Linked DNA regions of Mus musculus: region 1 is linked to region 2. A link is a loop called in an ENCODE intact Hi-C map of the cell type or tissue named here. Cell type or tissue: heart. All regions are shown on one strand. Links, peaks and the distances in the headings refer to the core of each region. The heading gives the core; the rest is flanking DNA.

The links. A loop is a pair of places that touch in the nucleus more often than their neighbours do. Peaks named below come from ENCODE experiments on the same cell type or tissue, not always from the same donor. Only the 100,000 strongest peaks of a DNase experiment are listed, where the experiment ranks them.
Region 1: it touches region 2 in a loop (1.9-fold over the local background); 2 of 42 quality-filtered maps call a loop at or near these places.

What each region holds. Positions count from the first base shown.
Region 1 is chr3:101,066,713-101,076,642 of GRCm38, forward strand. It overlaps Ptgfrn (prostaglandin F2 receptor negative regulator), which reads right to left. Exons shown (of 9, transcript NM_011197.3): 4 at 6,098-6,478. Among named protein-coding and RNA genes, the nearest start is that of Gm52612, 37 kb to the right of the region's middle. In heart, for the core only: no CTCF peak of the experiment used is centred there; DNase peaks (open chromatin) are centred at 3,679 and 4,429; H3K27ac peaks cover 4,121 bases.
Region 2 is chr3:100,993,268-101,003,197 of GRCm38, forward strand. It overlaps Cd101 (CD101 antigen), which reads right to left. Exons shown (of 9, transcript NM_001167906.2): 9 at 1-627. The coding sequence ends at 398. Among named protein-coding and RNA genes, the nearest start is that of Ttf2, 29 kb to the left of the region's middle. In heart, for the core only: a CTCF peak has its summit at 5,938 (motif pointing left); DNase peaks (open chromatin) are centred at 5,094 and 5,954.

The sequences.
Region 1 (9,930 bases), core at 553-8,552, 73 kb after region 2:
TTAATATTTTGCATAAAAATGCTCATTTCGGGCGTAGTATTTCAGCACTGATTACTGCTACATTCTGCCTGGTCTCATCAAGAAATCAGCTAAGGACGCAAGGAGGGTTATGTCTGAAAATGCTCATCAGTTAAGATGCATCCTCAAGTACTCAGTGGTAAGTGGTATCTGGAGGCTGCTGAGGTACGACCTGCCTGCAGTTCCAGCATGTGAGAGGCAGAGGCCAGAGGGTGCTGAGTTCAAGGCCAGCTGGGCTACAAAGGGAAAGAGCTCCTGTCTCGCAGAAGAAAAGACATGGCCTCTCGAGTATGCTTTATGCTCTTGCAGATTAAAAAGTGTATGTGAGCGCGCACATGCGTGCATGTGAGCGAGCGAGTGTGTGTGTGTGTGAGAGAGAGAGAGAGTTGAAATCAGATAAGTAAGATACTTGCAGTTAAAGCTGGTGATTATTTCTTCTGCAAATGTTTGTAAATTTGTTTTGAGAAGCTGAAAATAAACACCCACCCATGCTATCTATCAGCTCTCTCGGAACACGGAGCCGTGTCAAGCTGAGCGCCAAGAGCATGTGAGAATTCGGGCCTGCTTTCTAATCTGGGTACCAGGTCCACACCTGCTCTGACACTCTCTCTCCAAAGCTATAGACTCGCAGGTGACCCTCCTCCGAAGAGAGACTCCACTACAAACAGGGATCACTAAATGCCTTTCTCCAAGTTTTCCAAACAGTGAAAACCTTGAGAATGACTGGCTACGTTACAGACCACAGTATTTCCTGCCTACTGTTTCCAGGGTGCCTGCTTTTCCTAGTGTGTCGGCGAGGTATGCAGACACCCTTCACTTACTCTGACAAGTCTATAAAGAAGGTATATAGCTTATCCCATTCTGCAGTAACAAGAGTGACAATCAGCATTTTCGGAGGGCTTTCTAGATGCCAGGCAGCAGGCCATAATACTTTCTTGGAATTTGGCTTAACTCTCCCATGTTATAGGATTAGTATTATCTTTGTGTATGTTTCAAATGACAAACAAAAATGAAGCTCAGGAAGCTAAGTTAGAGAATTTCTGCATAGAGTGTGAGCAGAATTGCATGGGAGAGCTTTCTATCTAGGTCATCTGGCTCCCAACCCAGACTACCTGGACAGGCTCATCCCACCCCTGGGGTACCAAGCTTTCTTGGCCTGCTCCCTCCCAGAAGTTCAGAGTGATGCTATCAGAGAAGCTCTGACCCTGCTCCCCAGGCACACATGCTGCATTCCAGGAGGGCATGTTTTAACCCCCTCTCTCCAACTGTAACCTTGTATAGATAATGTGGGAAGGGCAGGGTTAGAAAGACCAGGAGGAGCACTCCACTTTCCAGGCACTTGCCACGGTCAGATACTCCAAGAGTTAGCACACTCATCTGTATAATAAAGACTCTCATATTTAAACAGAGATGGCTACAAATTAAGTCCTGTGATGGGGGTGGGGTGGGAGGGATAGCTCTGCAGAGTCCAAGAGGAACAATTATCATGACAGAAGTCAGCATTAGCCATCTCAGAGCAATACGCAGTTCAGATGGCCTGCCTCAGCTCCCTTCATCCTCATTCACTCCTCTCAGAGAGGGCCAGGAATATCCAGAGCACAGGAGGAAGGGCTGGCTCTAACCCTTGCACCTCTTGGGAATTCGACGTCCATTTTCCTACACACATTTTCCTGATTCCTCCATGCTAGTTTGGTTCCTGAATGCATGAGTACTCCTACGTCCTAGCTGGCTAACAAGTTGGTGAGGGAGACCCTTAAGCACTAATAAGTCACCACCAACACCAAGGAAAGTACCAGGGATGTAACTGGGAGGCGCCGGGCCAGGTTGATGCACTCCCATTAAACCAAGAATGCCGAAACCGACAAAGCAGACTCCACTACTCCACCGGTTTTCTGGAATAATCCTGGACAGATACAGGCAATAGCCATGCTAAAAACCACCATATATCTAACCAGGATGTCTGTCCTACAGACGGCCCAGAACACCGGAGTGTCTACCAAGTGCTTAGCAGGTTAACAGCTCCTTTTAAAGAAGAAAGTAATTACCTTCCTTGCTGGCACACTGCTGAAGAGATGCCAGTTCTCCAGTGGTGAAGAATGCAAATCCACTCTCAGGACTGACCAGCAGAGCTCAGCCCTGCCCCCTCCTGCTCTTGTGCCTCCTCCTGCATCCTGAGCCTTAGGAGCCCTCTCTAATTAACAGAAGTCTGGTACTTCGGGCAGAGAGCTCAACCATAAACTGATTAGTAACCAACTCCTGCCAAGGGCTCGTTTAAGACATTTGATAGCACAGAGAGATGGCTTAAAATGTGCAGATTAACTGGCCATTCCGCTTGGCTCTCTGTTTCAGCCATACACTAAATTGGATCAACACAAAGCAACATTTGTTTCCTGAAGCAATTCAAGTTCTTTCGAGAGAGAAACTCCTTTCCACACTTACAATTCACACCCTCATCTCTTAGAGAGCATGGGTATAAGAAACATACATTTGAACAATCACTGAAGGCCTTTGGTAAAAGAACAGTTGTGGGCACTAGCCATTAAATTATCCACTGCCCCCACCTCCACCCCAAAATGAAAAAAACATGGGATAAATTCAGTGCCAAGAAAAAGTTTGCCTCTCCAAAAGTTTATGTTTTCTTTCTCAGACAACTGGATAAGAACATCTCTTTTTGTCTCGCCTTCAAAACTCTACAAATTTGGTGCTCAAATGCAGCAACAAATTCATGCCAACCACTCAACTAACTCATCCCAAGCAATAACTGCTCTTGGATTCTCTTTGCCTCTTTTGATCTTGATTATTTCTTTATGTCTGTTGCTTTGTTCTTCATTTTGCAAACCAACTAGAGCTTTTCCTTCTTCAAAGAGGAATACAAATCTTAGCAAAAGGCCTTTCTCTCACCTTCTTACAAAAATTCACCAGATCCTCCCACCCTGCTGCAAAGGGTTGTTCATTTCTCAGACCATCGATAGTAGGCCCATGTAAGACAATGGGCTAAGACAGTTCCCACCCCGTCATCAACTGGGACAACAGGAACAGCCCATCTTTAGGACTTGGGACTGGTTGTCTCAGGAGGTAGAGCTGACTTCCAAGGCCAAAGACATTCCCCATACACGAAGACAATGCCTAGGACAGATTCAACTAAAGCCACAATTCTAAGCCATCCCAGACAAGAAACCAGAATTAGCCAATGGGGGAAGAGTCTCCTTCCCAAAGATGATCATAAGCACTTCCCACCTGACCATTTAATACATATAAAGTTCTCCGTCAGGGCCTGGAAAAGGTGTTCAATAAATGGTAATTAGAATTCTCAATGTGTCAAGTGCAAAACCAAGTGCTGCATCACATGGGCACGAGGATCCCACTCTCTAAGAGACAACAGTCCACATCACCTACCTAGGATGACCTCTATACTTAGCAGGTCAGCTGTGTTCCTGGCTTTGTGTGTGTGTGTGTCTGTGAGTGTGTGTGTGTCACATCTTCATTATCTTATACAGGCCCGAGTTGTATTTGATGGCATGCACAAATTACATTTCTAGAGAAAACATGTAGGGTCAGTCAGCTGCCTCAGTTTCTGGGCAGAGAATGCAGTCTGCAGACTGTGACTAAAGGCCTGTGGCTGTACTCAGGCCCGACTCGTCTCCTGACAAGCGTCCAAGCAGCTGCAAACCATGAGTCACAGAGACCGGGGTGAAGGCTTAAGAGGAAGACAGAGAAGAACACAGTTGTTTTTATAATGTTTACACTCCTGGTGAGCTCACAATTATGCAAGGGCCTCTGCATACTCTAAGCCACGGTCATGCCTGCATACAGTTCTGGGTTTGGATGCATGGGTTTTACGCTATCTATATGTTGGGGCAGGCCTAGTCTGTGTAAAGCACACAGAAGCTCTGGGGCTCCATGCATGCACTGGAGATGTGCACTCATGTCTTTCACAATGGCACCGGCACTCTGCAGGAAAACGAGTGGCAGGACCCTTAGGATAATCAGGGAGTCTTTCCCACAGTTTAGCCTCTTTATTTCCCCTCAGTCTCTGGAGAACACGTCACCAACAAATCCCTTCAGTTACAAAGCCCGTTCCCTCCCAGAGCTTGCCCCTGATGTCTGACAGTGCCTGTACTTCCCCCAGGGTATGTGGGATCAATACACCAGGACTTCAAAGAAACCCTCAGAATTGGAGTGCAGGCAGAATTTTCACAAAAAAAAAAAAAAATCCCAGAGCTAGGACTCAGAAGTTGGAGGGGGCGGGGAGGGGAGGAAGCCAGAGTGGGGATTTGACAGCACCACACAATGCACCAGGATCAGAGCTGTGAGACAGATTCAACTCCAGAGATGAAAACTCTTCTCTTGGTGCTGACAACATCTGTTTTATTTTGAAGGTTGCTAAGGAGAGTCCTGGCTGGGCCAACATTGTTCCAGCCCAGGACTTCACAGAGCGCCTCGGAGCGCAGGCTCCTGACTGCAGGAATGAAAGCAGATAAGCCTGCTCCTTTCGCTCTTTAGATATCAAAGCCCCACTTTGCTCACAGGGCTACCACCCCCCCCCCAGTCTCAGTCCCAACTAGCCTTTCCCTACCGCTTACTCTCTAAGGATGCTTTCCCTTGCACCGTACTACCATTCACAAGTTCCCATCCATTTCTTAGGGACAGACAGACAGGGAGTGCACCCTTGAGCCAGCATAGGACCTCTATATAAGACAGAGAAGAATTCCATAGGAGCTGGAGACATGCACATGTAGGAGGAGGGTTAGCATCAGACAGAGGATGAAGTCTTTTACTGCCCTTTAAAGATCAGTGTTGCCTCCTTAATCAAAGACAAATCAAGTGTCTTTGTCAGGGCTCAAAGCCCTGTGAGGGCAGTGAAGAGCTGACCATAGGCTGACCACTGTGGAAATGAAGCAGGTGGGGAGCCAGCCACACCCCACCAGCCCCTCCCACCTAAGCTGAATTGAATGATCAAGGCCATTACCACCCTTGAACAAAAGGAGCTACTACACATTCCTCCCCATGGTCAGATGCATAAGAAAAAAGACCAGGGGCACTACAGGAAAGAGATCAGGTCAAAGCCAGCAATCTCATGTAAGACATGGTAGGATCACATAGATGACAAAGCAGGGATACCAAAGAGCAAGCAGGATAAAGTGGGCACAGCAGGGAGAACACAAATGACAAAGTGAACACAGCAGGAAGGACACAGATGACAAAGTGAGGACACCAGGGAGCACATATGACAAAATGAAGACTTCCCAGGGAGCACACATGAAAACGTGAGACATACACAAGGGAGCACATACATAATGAAGGAGGGCTTACCTGGCAGCACACAGCACACACATTACAAAATGAGCACTCTCCAGGAAGCACACATGATAACGAGATGACAATCTATCAGAGGACATAGGACAAGTAGAACACAGCCACAATCACATATGTGATAAGGAAGGGCGCTCCAGGGATCACATACATGACAAGCAGGATGACACAGTGAGGATACCAGTCACGTTCCCATGTTACAAGCTGCTATAAAGCATGGGGTGAGGTGACACCTCCACTCCTCCACCTGGGGCAGCTCCAGGACTGGGAGCCTGAGGAGAGACAGGGAGGAAGATGGCCCCTACTGTAAATGATATTTGCAGTTAAAACTACCAGGGGCTTCCAGTGCATCAAGGGTAGAAAACATTCGCCATTAGCTGGAGGAGTGGCTGCTCTTTCTCATTGAGCTTTAGGGAGCCCTAGCCCAGGGCAGAAATACCCAGGAGTCTAAGTAAAGAGAAGAGAATGGCTGTCTCTGTAACAAAGCCACTGCAGAGCCATTCACCTCAGTTCTCCCAGGCAGACACTCTCAACAACAAAGAAGCCACTTCCTCCAGCAGGGGCATGGAGACAAACACCACCCATGCTTGCCCTTGCTGGCCACACTGCTGCAACCCATCCGGCTTCCTTATAGCTGGGAGCTCAAGGACACTTGTCTGAGCCACACATCTACATGGGGCAGAATGCCCAGCACACCACACACTTCCTGAGTGCAGGAAGGATTAAGCAGAGAAGCTAAATGGCATTCCTCAAGCTACTTACTCACCTAGCCAGGTCACGCTTACACCAGACGGGGCAGACATGGCCTCTGCCACCTTGTGCCAGCTCCTGTTGTGTCCAGGAGCCCAGAGGGCCACAAGGCAAAGATAGTAGCCCGAGTTTTCTTTGCTAACATCTCGCACCAGTAGATGGTAAGAGCGGGTATCCACGTGACTGAGAGCAACGTGTGGTGAGCTGTGGACCAGGGAATCACGGTCAAGCCGCGCCAGCATGTGGGAGGCAAGTAAAGAGGTATCGGGTGTCTTTTTGAAGTACCATGTCACCTCAGGCCGGACATCATCCACACGGTCTGTTGTGATGTTGCAAGAAAGATCCAGGTCCTTTCCTTCAGTCACAGACACTGTCCTGGGCACGGCCAGTTGCAGAGCTGGAAGAGGAAAAACAAGCCCATCGAGTGATCGAGTGACGCGTGTCCCCTCTCCTCCCTTCTCCTTACCTCCCTCATGGTCGCCCCTTTAGGTTGATTTATGGTGTTAAAATTAGAAGGCTTTGTACAGTTGAAAGTGCTAGAGGAATAGTTAATGAATAAATTCATGACACACACTAAATTGGTGTTGGAAAAGAGCAACAAAGAACACCAGTAAAAATCGCCTATGGCTTTTGTGTACTTATTGTAAGTAGATTCTGAGAATAACAACAGGGGTGGGTACTATTATGGTCATTTACCGAAGCGGAGGCGGAAGCACACAGTAGCTCCAGGTAGAGCCTCCCTAGCATCGCTGGCTCCAGCATCCTGGGGGCGGGGTGAAAACTTCTATGCTGATGAGCCAGGAAAGTGAAACCAGACAATTTTCCTAGTGATTCAGCCCTTCACAACGTGATGTATGTAGACTACAGTTCCTTCACAGTACGACGTATGTAGACTATCATTTTCTTAGACACACCTGGCTAAACCTCAAGCAGGAGACACACACTGAACCCCAAACCCAATGAGTTCTGGATTCTCCATGCTACTGTTCTCTCATGACTGGGGACAATTAAAGTAAGCTATATTTAGGTAAATACTTGAAGTATTGAGTGTCCCTGACTCAAGAGAGGTCTTGTTCAGCATTCCATTGCCAAAGCTTTTAAATGGAAACATTTTACTCTATTCAGGGCTTTTTTTTTTTTTTAAAGATGTGAAACATCTGTAATCAGAGTGGAAAATTTCAAGTTACAATGATGCTCTGGGAACTGTCACTAAATGACAGACAGCTAGCTAACTTCTCCCTGTGGAGTCAAATGAGACACAGTCCCCGTCTTCCAGCAAAACCCATTCAGCAGCCACAGCTCTTCCCAGGAAGCTCAGGGATAAAGACTGGTGCCCAGTTCAGAAAACACCCATCCTAAGAGCCTATGGCCTCTGGAAGATATTGCTTCCATATGAATATTTACAAATCTTGACATATATTTCAAACAATTATTTTAAGCCAAGTCCAACATCCATCCCAACACATGACAGAAAATGAGGTGGGCATAGTATTAGGAAAAAGGGGTTGAAAGTTGTTTATCCTTCTGTCTCTTTACAGATCAAATGCATTCCTAGGGCCCAGAAACACTGGCAGCTATGTCTTTGCAGCTGTGTAGTCTACTTTGCCATTTTCTCAGTGAACATGGCTAAATATCTGTCCTATCACTAACCATGGGTTTTATATATATGGAGAATAACAATATATTCTAGATTCGTGGGTCTGACACTGGAAGATGATATAGAGCAAGCTGCAGGGAGGAGCTCTAAGGATTCGGAATGCAAGAGGAGATCTGGGCAAAGCCTGTGGCAATCCCGGCTTTCTCCAGGAGAATATAGCTAAATCTATTTAAGTATGATTAGTATCACCACAGGAGGACTTACCACAGAGGTGACACAGCTTTTCTATTAAGTGGCTCTGTGTCACTTACAATGCCACAGTGGTCAGTGAGCACGACCAGTCACCTGTGACCAGTACAGAGATTGATTAAAAGCAAAAGACCACCTCCACAGTTGGGTATGGTGGGACACGTCCTAGCATTTGGAAGGCAGAGGCAGGCAGATCTCTGTGAGTTCAAGACAAGCCTGTGAGTTTTAGGCCAGTAAAACTGTCTAAAACCATAAATAAAGATAGAGAGAGGGTTACAAGGCCAGAGGGAGAGGAATGAGGAGGGAGAGAGGGCACACACAGTGAACTCATAACCCTTGAGCAATGACTCTTAACTTACGATCCACAGAGAATTTAGGGAGCCTGTGCACGTGAATGGGACATTTGTTCCTAATTTTATTTTCATTAGCCTGCACTGAGCTGAGACATCGCATTTCCTGCCTTGGTGAAAATAAGCAACAAGGTGGTATAGTATGGCCTATACCCAGGGCTTGGTCACCGACAGAAATAAGAGGTCTTCTTCATACATGACTTTACAGTAGTTGTAGACATCTGAAACATCATCTGCATTCACTGCTCCCTAGAAATTCAGATGGTTGTCAGGCCTGCAATATGGCTTATTATTCACGTGTTAATAATGAAGCAAAGTACCAGTATAAAACAAATTTGTCTTAGAGACATTTTCCTAACTACTTCAGTTATAATTCTTCCTCTGTCACCTTGTGTATGATGTTTCATGAATTTAGAAGGTTACAGGCTTCAAAAGACAGCCAAAGAGGCCCATCACACACAAAAAGACCACAAGGCCAAGTGTGTTGGTACAAGCCTGTAGTCCCAGCTATTCTGGAAGCTAAGGCTGGAGGAATAGAAGTTCAAGGCCAACTGGAGCAACTCAGCAAGGTCCTATCCCCAAATAAAAAGGGCAACATACCTAACCAGTAGGTGCTTGTCAAGCAAATGGGAGGCGCTGGGCTCAACACCAGAAGGGATGGAAAGGCTGCTACTCAGGTTGGAGCTAGCTGCTACAATCGCCTGACTGAGAGAGTATCAGTCATGTAACCAGATGCTGTAGGGCTTGAGGGACCGTGTTTACAACTGAAATTCCTTCATCCAACGGTGAACCTGCGGCAAAGCTAAGCTCTTGACCCTGCCTGCCACATTAGAATAGTTGTTTGATGTACACTGAATAGCTACAGGTTTCCCGTGGAAGGAGACCTTAGTCCATGGGGAAAGTCATTTCGGCAGCCAATGGAGCAAAGGCCCACAGTGATGGCCATGCCTTAGCTGCCACAAGCCACTCATGGAGATGTTCACTCCCTCTTTCAGATCCCAGAAATGCTGCCCAGAACCATGCACGTTGCAAAAAAAACGATCCCTGGTTATAACTTCCTGCTTTCCTTTCCAGCAAACACAACTGGCCACACACTCACATTCCTGAGCAGGGAATCAGTCAGCCAAGGTCTCCCAGGAGGCTGGAGCCTCCAATATCAAAAGATATTAGACTCCTAGACAACCAAGAACACCCAGGCTATCCCTAGCAGTGACATTAGCCTGCAGTGGTTTCTCTGTGCTGTCCTTGTGGAAGCTGCAGGCTCCAGTGACCTGGGTTTGAGCCTGCAGTACCTCTGAGCCCAAGGCCCAGCACAGTACTGAGCACAGTATCAATGCTTCCTATCAATGCTTGCTGAACAGTAAGTCAATAATGGTTTCTTCTCTTATTTCTCTTCTGTTCTTGTAGACTTCCTAATATGCCTTTTCTGTCTGTATTATTTCTGCAGTTGGGGATTTTTTTTAAAAGGTATTTTTGCAAAGTATAGGACAAAAATTAATTTATGTGGGCCTCTGGCTGGACTCTCTGGAATATGTAGACATAGAAGACATGAAGAGGCCTGGACCTTGGGGAGTCTGTCACCTGGCAGGGGATGGCGCATCTCAGGGTGGAAAGGCAGGCCCAGAGGATGACCTTAAGCAAGTTTGGAGTCAG
Region 2 (9,930 bases), core at 1,247-9,246:
CACCCGGTTTTTCCTACATTTCTTATCTAGAGAAAAATGATTTCCCTTGTGACTGGGCCAAGCTGATGTTGCCAAGGGAATAGATGAGTGGGAGAGGAATGAGAGAGGAAGGAAGGCTCGACAGCTGGTGTTCCTCTCTTTCCAGATGAGGCTGGACCTCCAGGAGGTGAGGTCTGTGTGAGTGGGGACAATGACACTATCTGCTTCTGAAGGATGCAAAGAAAAAAAAATGGTTGCTACACAAAGAAACACTCGACAAGATATGGTTAACAATCTATGTCCATGGCACATCCCTTCTGGTCCCTTGGTAACTTGGCCAAGGTCTAAAACAGAATTCATTCATCCTCCACGCTCCAACCCAATCCCTCCACGCTCCTTTCTCCAGCCCAGGTGCTCCTCAGTAGTGTCCACTCTCCTCTCCAGCTTCCTTCTGAAGTGATGTCTTTCTCATGCCCACCCAGAGAGCCTTTTCTTTCTTTGCACTGAGACTCAGCTGTGACAACTTCCTGGCCTTCCGGTACAAGCAGAGGAAGGACGTGGCCAGAAGGAGCAGCATGACGAAGGGGCAGACGATGAGGAAGTGGAGCAAGGGCCCCGAGGAGCAGATCAGGGAGGAGACCGTGGGCTCTGCAACCAGAGAAACACAGAAGACAATCAATCAGTGTCCCAACGATCGGGGCCGAGCAGGCGAGTACGTCTCCCTACACATCATTATCGGCAAGTCCGTGTAGATGACAAGGTGGAATGGCACAGGCCTCTCGCCCTGCAAGTGCACTGGAAGAACAGGCCCAGGACATTCCCAACACACACCTCTTCCCCCTGCCCGGCCATTGCAGCTGTACAGCTGCCAATGACCTACTTACAACCACCAGCCAAAAAAGAAAAGCAAAACAAAAAAAAAAAGAAGAGAGAGAAAGAAAACCTTTCCTTTAATCTTCTTCCCTCAGAAAAGATATGTATAATTCAGTTCTCGTTCTCAACTGTGTGGCTGGCTCTGAATTTTTAACTGAGATATTCCCACTGCTGTTTCTGAAACTCACAGTGCACTAAGCTGTCCTCAGTAACAGCTGTGCCTATGAAGGAGGGCACTTTTGCCCCTGACCCATGACATATAGGTTATCCCGGGTCCTGACTCCTTGCCCCACTATGCTCAATTCTCACTTCCTGTATCTAAGCCACTGGGCACAGTCCCTGTCTGGTTGGATCTCACTTCTCCCAGACTTCTTGCATGGTCCCGTGCTCACCCCTCCTTGTCACACAGCCCTTTGTTTCGGCTCCTTTCTTCCCTGGACTGAGAATGGCTAAGTGTCCTGGGTTCCTGCCTTTGGTGATCTTAAACCAAACTGAATGCCGCCACAGAGTCAAAGCCACCATACAGAGAGGCACGCCAAAGCATGCGATCCTCCGATCCTCCGCAGCTGCAGGCCGATGGGAGGCACCATCAACAGACTGACATGTGGGGCATTGGGGCTCCTGGTCATTTCCCAGAGAGGCAAAGCAGAGAGGACTGCGGCCACCACAGGTCCTCGGAAATGGTACCCTGGGCTAATGGCTAAAGGCCTGGGTTACAGGCATTCAGCAGAAAGCCACATGTGTAAAGTGGTACCAACCACTCACTGCACTCTTCCAACTACATTTCTGAACTATTTGAAATCAGGGCTATTCTGAACAATCCGATGCTAACAGCAGCTGTGCTTTGCTTGGGAAACTAACGACAGGAGACCTCTCTTCTTCAAAGGTTAAGCTATACAATTTCCGAGACTATGGATTCCCAGTGATAAAACAGTTTTGATAGGTCGTTCTGACCAACCTCCAAGTGCAAAAGAAAAGACCCCTTGGGGCCTCTCTGAAGCACTTTACACGTCAAAGACTGCCTCTTCACTGGAAATCAAGAGAGAGCCCAGACATTTGCTCGTGATAGGTACTGTGAGCTCCTGGAGGCTTGGGCCTGTGTCTTACATGTCTCTGTACCTTGTAACGCACCTCCCCCGAAAGTCCTCCAGGATCCTGGAGAAGGAACCAGCTACCGAGTGTATTCCCCATGCAAGAGCCAAGGTGGCCGCCATCATGCAGTGTCGGTCCCTGGCATTAGGCTGTCAGTTCTGAATGGGTTTGGCACAGAGCTGCAGAGTTGGTGGCCTAGATATTTTTTTTCTGTTCTCAATTGTAGTTTTCATCTTGCATCTGATTTTCCTTCTTGAAAATGTAATCAATGGCAGAGAGAGAGAGAGAGATTTTGAATTTTTTTTTCCTATTGTTTGTTTTGATCTGAGGCTGAGTCTCACTATGTAGCCTGAACTAACCTCAAACACAAGATCTTCCTGCCTCAACTTCCCAAAGGCTGGGATTATGGGAGTGTGTCACCATGCCTGGTTTAATTTTTAATTTTTTTCTAACCTCTTTCTGCATTCTTCTTTCAAATGATCCAGGCGAATGATAATTAGTCCCCTGGGTCGCATGTGATATGACGCTGGCAAGCATGGTCAAATGAAGCAGGCTGCGATGTTGTGTTAGAATAGGCCAGGCCACTCAACCATGGCTACCCAAAGAAGCTTCTTTTTATAGCAGTGGTCACTGTCAGGAAATGACGGGCCCCCTACAGAAAGCCCATCTAGGAGAGTGTCAACAGTTTCCTCAGGTGTCCAGACTCCCAGAGAATGACAGACAGCCACAGTTTTTCACTTCCCCAAGCAAATTTACAAACCTCAGGGCTGGACCCCCTGGAATATCAAAAGGGCACCAGCGTTGACACATGCCTCCACCATATACTGGATAGACGTCAACTAGCCAGGCCCTTCTTCCTCACTTCCCCAGATCCTCAGAGCTGCACATCTCTTTCCTGGAATTCCCTTCTGCTCTCCACTCTGCAGCCGCTGAAACAGAGAGAGCCTGGCTGCACGCTCACCATGTGACCCCATCCCCTTCCTGAGACCTCTAAGAGGTGCCCTCCTAACTCTGCCCGTGGGCTTGAACACTCATTAGGGCTCCTGCCATGCTGCTGTCTGTCCTTGGCATTAATAACCCTTGTAATAAACTTCTTACCCAAACATGGCAATCTGCTTTAGTGTCTCTCTTGACCCCAGACCCAAAACCTTTCACAGGGAGGGGATGGAGCCATGGAGTCCCTAAGAAAACACTGGCCATGAGCGGTCCCTACACCGGAGTGAATGAGTAACCGCCTGTACTTCAGAGAGAACTTGGTTCAGCTCTTCTTCACTCCTCAACTCACTCTTATGAACATTGGAGAAGTTATTCATCTCCCCCAGCCTCTATTTCCTTATCAACTAAACAGGGATAATAACTTATGGAGCTGCGATGAGATAATATGAAATATAACATTTAATACAATACCTGGACCATTTGTTGAGTGAGTAAGCAATAGACATGAGCTAGAAATGTTCCTGGGACAAGTGAGAAACGCCCAGGCAACCTTCTCCCTAGGTTACTGATTCCCCACAGAGACCTCAGCTCTGTAGTTTGGATCTGGAATGTCCTGCAAAAGAGCCAGGTAGTAAAGATGTGGCCTTGGCTTGGCACTACTGGAAAGTTGATGGGACCTTTAAGAGGTGGAGCTCAACGGGAGGTCATAGGTCACTGGGAGCACAGCCTTAAAGGGGACAGTAGAGTTCTGGTATTCATTCATTCTTATTCTTCCTCCCTCCCTCCCTCCCCTTTTTCTCTTTGCTTCCAGGATGCCAAGAGGTGAGAAGGTTCTTGAAGTGCCACACCCTCCCCTCTTATCCATCTTGCTGCCAGACGGAAGCCATAGACCAACCAACCATGCCCTGAAAACTCCAAAACAATGAGACAAAAATATTCCTTTCTTCCTTAGAAGTTATCTCAGGTCTTCTGTCCCAGAGATGGGAAGCCAACAACCACAATGGACTTCTCATGTTCTTCCATGGCTAAATCTCACCCTCCACAGGGAAAGTCAAGTGCTTTGGAGACCCTGGCTACGGTGATTTGAGTAAGATAACCCCATCTATCTCAGGCGTTTGAACACTTGGTCCTCAGTTGTTGGTGCTGCCTGGGGAGGAGTAGGAAGTATGGCCGTGCTGGGGGAAATATGTCACTGTGGCAGGCTTTGAGAGTTTAAGGAGCCATACTGCCCTTCTAGTTCACTTTCTCTGCTTCGTGCTTGTAGTTCAGGATGTGAGCCCTCATTGTCTGTGCCAGCTGCCATACCCACTACCTGCTGCCTCTGCTCTGCCATCATGGCGTCTAACCCTCTGGAATTATAGGCCCAAACAAATTAATTCTTCTATAAGTTACCCTGGTCACGGTGTTTTATCATAGCAACAGCAAGGGAACTAATCTGCTGGCTTTCTTTCTAGTCGGGTGGGAGGGAATCAGGAGGTGAGTCTGTGGTGAGTCTCACAGATGCTGGGATGGCATATGATGATGGTGACAGGGACGGGCACACAGGATGCAGGAAGAAATGTGGCACTGGGTTATTCTGCCCCCAAGACGCTAGCCTTCAGCATGAAGGAACTGCCTTCCTGGGAGGAGACAACTCCATTTAGTGCAGTCTGCCACCAAAGGGCAGCACAGGGCCCTCTGCACAGTGCTGAGTTGGCCAAGTGTGAGCCACTGTCAGCTCTGGTGCTTCTAAATGACCTCTCAGGGGAGGGCACTGGTTGCTCCGGATCCTGCGGTGCCCATTTCCCACCATCTGCCTCTCACCCAGATTTGGAAGAGAGCTGGTGACACACGAAACCATTACAGTTTGGCATTTTGAATCAATCCGACTAAGTGCCCCAGACTCAAAGAACAAGGCCTGCAGAATGGAGCCAAAGACGTAATGAACTCACTTCGTCTTGAGCAATCGTTTAGAAGTTGCTTCCTTCTGCCCATGTCCAGGCACACCAGGAAGAGCTTTGCTTTTGGACATTTCTGAGGAAATGCTGACTTGAGAGAGAGAGAGAGAGAGAGAGAGAGAGAGAGAGAGAGAGAGAGAGAGGTGTTTTCAGCCTCTCTCTACCTCCATTCAGAACTTGGGCCATATGAGGTCACTTGAGAGATCTGGCTCCTGCCAAGAACTAAAAGTGGGGTTTGGATCTCTGCAGCAAGTGTAGGCGGCCCCTGACAGCTTCCTGTTTTAACCTAATTGAAGGAGTGCTTGTTCATTCTCTCAAGTGTTAGCTCAGTGCCTCGTGCCAGACCTTGTTGAGTATGCCGAGGAGAAGAAACAAATGGCCTCTCTAGAAACTCCAGTGTGGGAGGAATGCATGCCTCCTTTAAGAATCCATTCCTTAATAAATTCTTATCTAAATAAAAACAGAGATACAGTGGTCTGGCCTACCACTGCATCAAGACAATTTTTCAGAACACAACATTTAGGTAAGGCGTTTGTCTGGCATGCATGCACAAAAATCTGGGTCTGAACCCTCGTGTTGTCTATGTGTGCTGTGTATATATGTGTATATATGTATGCTGTGATAGGGCAGATGTGTAATCCTAGCACTGAGGAGGTAGAGGCAGAAAGATCACAAGTTCACGATTATCCTACATAGCATGTGTTCAAACAGCCTGGGAGCATGAAACCTTAACTCAGAAAAAAAACAAACAAAAAAAAAAAAAAAAAAAAAACCAGGCAACACATTTGTACTTAGGATCTGAGGTGAGACAAAAAGGCTCAGCCTTATAGCACTCACCTTAGAGAGTCACTGTAAAGAGACAGTTGGGGGTGGGGGGAGGGAGGAACTAGGTCCAGGATATGTCTGCTCTGCCTCCACTCAAGCCACGTGATCCATGGCTCTTTCGTGGAGTTCTAAAGCTAACCCCATCTGGTGTGGCCAAATAGGGGAGGTGGTGAAGTGAGGAGCCGTTATAAGCTGTCTTTGATTTGGAGTCTACCAACATGCAGAGCTGGCAGTCAGCAGGAGTCAACTGAGTCAACGCCAGCAAACATCTGTGCCTGTCTTGGGTGCCCCCTAGTGGTGATCTGTATGGTACAGGTAGCTGCAGGGTGATGACGGAGAACCACAAGGGCTCAGATGCAGACCAGGAAGGATATTAGGAGGAGATGCTGGGCCGCTGTCAGGACTGCATCTCCATCCAACCCTGCTGCCTCTTCCTCTGTGTACTGTAAACATGCCCCCGAGCCTACCGACTTGAACCTCAAGCAGGACAAATAATTAAACCTCATGTATCAATGTTCCCTGCCATTTCTTCTGGTTTTCTCTCCTGACCTTTACAGCTCTTGAGAAATTACCTTACACCTAGCCTGTCAGCTTCCTCACTCTTCAGCCTCCTCAGGCTGACTTTCATATAGCTTTTCTGCCTTTACCATGTTAGATCCAGTGAAGATGTTCCCATTCTCTCTGTCGCTGTCTCTCTGTCTGTCTCTGTCTCTGTCTCTGTCTCTGTCTCTGTCTCTCTCTCTCTCTCTCTCTCTCTCTCTCTCTCTCTCTCTTTCTCCCTCTCTCTTTCTCTCTCTCTCTCTCTCTCTCTCTCTCTCTCTCTGTGTGTGCCTCTGCCTTGTCCTCTTGAGTCAGGGTCTCTCCTGTAGCTCATGTTACTTTTTGCCTAGGCTGGCAACCAGCAAACCCCAGAGAGCTTTCCTACTTTGTCACCAATAGAATCACACGTGCATATGAGGTCATGCCTGGCTTGTTGCAGGGGTCCTAGGACCTGAACTCTAGTTACCATGGTTACACAGCTGTTTTTTTTTTTAAGCCCTGAGGCATCTCCCATTCTTATCTTAAGCAGCCTATTGTACTTTTCCCTCTCTTGAGTTTCTCTCACCTCCTGATACCCACTGATACCTGATACCCACTGATGCCTGGCACTTTACCTCGGGGGTCCTCCCCTGAGCATCATTACTGGCCATACATTGATATCTCCTAGTGTACAAGTTAGGTGTGGGTCACCCTTGGAATTCCCACTATTTCCCAGATAAACGCTTCTTAGAAACTCTTTTTGAGTTGCGGTCCAGCTCAACTTGCACATATCAGAAAAATCTCCCGCTCTAAGCCTGGGTTTGGTTTTGCTTGGTAAACGGTCTCGTGATCCACCCAAGCCCCAATACTGATTTGCCTCTTCTGCTCACTCACTGACCACAGATGTCTAGCTAGCTAGCAACCTCCAAACACTTGACTGTTCACTCGTCCCTCCTTCTCACTAGCACCGCCCGAGCTCAGGCCTCCATCTCCCCTCATCTTGGCTACAGTTTCATGTAGCTCACCCTGCTCTGTCAGCCTCCCTTCACCTCAGCTTCACTGCTCCACTCAATGGGAACCTTCTAAATGTGACTCTGAGGGTGTCGCCGCTGCACCTGAACCTATGCAGTAGCACCCATAACTGCCATGATAAAGCACCTCTCCCTCACTTTAGACACCAAGCACATCTTAGCTCTGTGCTATTCCCACACCCGTTCTCCCATCGCTTAGTCTTGTGCATTGAGATCCAGGCATTCTCTACCACTGAGGGTCCCTTGCTCTGGCATGGAGTTTTAGATCTTTTTGCCATCTTGTATACCATTCCTTAGAATAGTTTTCCTTCTTCCCATTCATCCATATTATAGGGGACCTTCCCAGATAGCATCCATCCTTGACCCTTCACTCCAGTTCAGTTGCTCTCTCTGCATCCCGGGACTATTTCTCTGATGATGCTCAGCACAGCAGGTTCGACTCTTCCCACTCTGTGGGAACGACCTCTGCCATAGGTACTTTTGTGTGCTCAGATCTCATACGATTACTTATTGAGCAAACTAAAACAGTCTGCCACATAGATGGGTATAAGCATATTACGTAGGTATGTGTGATGGTTAGAGTCCTTAGCTTGACTGAATCTGGTATCACCTAGGAAACAGGCAATTCTGTGGAGGGTTATCTTGATCATGTTAACTGAGGTGTGAAGGCTTGCCCACTGTGGGTGGCATCATTCCTTAGACTCAGATTCTAAAGAAGGAGAAAGTGAGCCCAGCATAAGCACCCATTGCTGGTTCCTCCAAAATGCAGACACAATGGAACTCACCCTCCTCAAGTTCCTGCCACCCCGACTTTCTTTCCATCCGGAACTGTATCTTTTTTCTTTTGGTTTTTCCAGACAGTGTTTTACTGTGTAGCCCTGGCTGTACTGGAACATTTATCGAAAACTTAAAATATGCCAGTGTCTGTACTAGGTTTTTAAAAAATGTATTTGTATTATGATCCTCTTTTTATGAGAAAGCCAAACCCCATATGTGGAAACACAGTCTGATGACATAGCTAATACATGGTAGGACTGTAAGCTGAGTTTAGGCTTATGGTCTCCAATCCTTAAGGACTTTTTGTTGCTCCAGCCTGTTTCCCTAACCACCAGCCAGGAGCAGTGAGGTGGTCCAGGCCAGTGTCTCAGTCACAGGGCTGCCTTGGGAACACATGGTGTTAGTTGCAGTGAAATCCCTGCTGGTCGTGGCCCAGGCTTGTGAGCATTTTCAGAGGAGACACAAGTGACGTCATTGTTTTACTGTCTCCCTCCAGAGTTCCTCCTTTGCACCTGCTCCACACGTTCTCACATATATAGACCGTGCAGCATCTCACCTGTCTCATAGGGGACATGCTTGCTAGTCACGGAGTCTGTCCTTCCTATGGTTGTTACCTATTCTACTATAAAAACTGCTGACTCCATAGGGCCCATGAATTCCAGAGGAAAACATTTGTAGGGTGTACCCAGATGTGTGGAACAGCATCTATAACTGTTGTAATGGAAAGCTGATAAGAAAAATTCTACCTGGACACATAAAAAAATTACTGAAGGATGAAGGATGATGGAGCCCTGAAGATTAGACAGGGAAGAGGATGGTAGAGCCCTAGGGAACACTTCAGGTGGACCCTAACTGGATGTAGTGAGGCTCTCTGCCTGTGAGAAATTGACATATGGACCCTTCTCCTTCCAGGAACTGTTACTAAAGCCAGCTGGTCTCCTAGGAATGTCAATTTTATGATAAATCCATTTATCTTTCCTGTGGTAGAGTACTAAGACTTTGCCTTAATTTCTCTAGTCTTCCTTTTCCAACAGAAGGTCAGCCTGTAATTTGCCTTTCACCTACTTGAGTCTCACTGGAATAAGAAAGAAGTAGCTAAGATAATTATCTGGCAGATCCTATAGCCAGCCCCAATTTATTGGTCTTGCTAGAAGATGTGTCTTATTAGCACATGCCTCATAGATGCTTATCACATGTCTCATTCGACACTAGGCTGAGGCAGTGGCTGAGGATGACTTCCCTACACAAAGAACTGTCACTCTTTGGTCAAAGGCCTTTGAGTGGTGGTTCTCTTTGTTGGAGTCCAGGAGGCAACTAACTCTCTATGACATTGTCCTCTCTTTGAAGTCTTCCAGGACACAATGATACAATGGAAAGAGGATACTAAATGACCATTGCTACCATTTGGGTCTTAAATGACCATCTGATGCCCTAGAAGTCCATGTGTTAAGGGCCTGCTCTTCAGTTTGGTTCTATTAGGAGGTGGTGGTGCCTAGTGGGAGATGGTTCTAGTAGGAGATCTTTGTGTTATTAAAGGCGCATCATTGAAGGGGACAGTGAGACACCAGCCCTTCCTCTTCCTTTCTCTCTGACTTCCTAGTCACGGGGTGAGTGGTTTTGCTCAGCTACATACTCCTGCCATGGTATGCTGCTGCAGACTCAGTCACAGGGCCAAATGATCATGGACCAGAGTCTCTAAAGCTTTGAACCACAGCAATTGTTCTGCCTCTGCACGTTGGGTAGAGATCCCAGCAATGGTTCTTTGAGGAAGAGTGTTTGGGTTCTTTTCTTCCCTTGACCAAGGAAGTATTTGGGTGTAACTGACTCTGGTTCAGTTGAGTCAAAGTGCAGAACTATCACCACAACAACCATCTTATTCTGCCTCATTTTCTTTTCCACTAAAAAACAGCATCCGAGGATTAGAGCATCAGCCAAGAGGTAAGGATGCTGGCTGCACATGC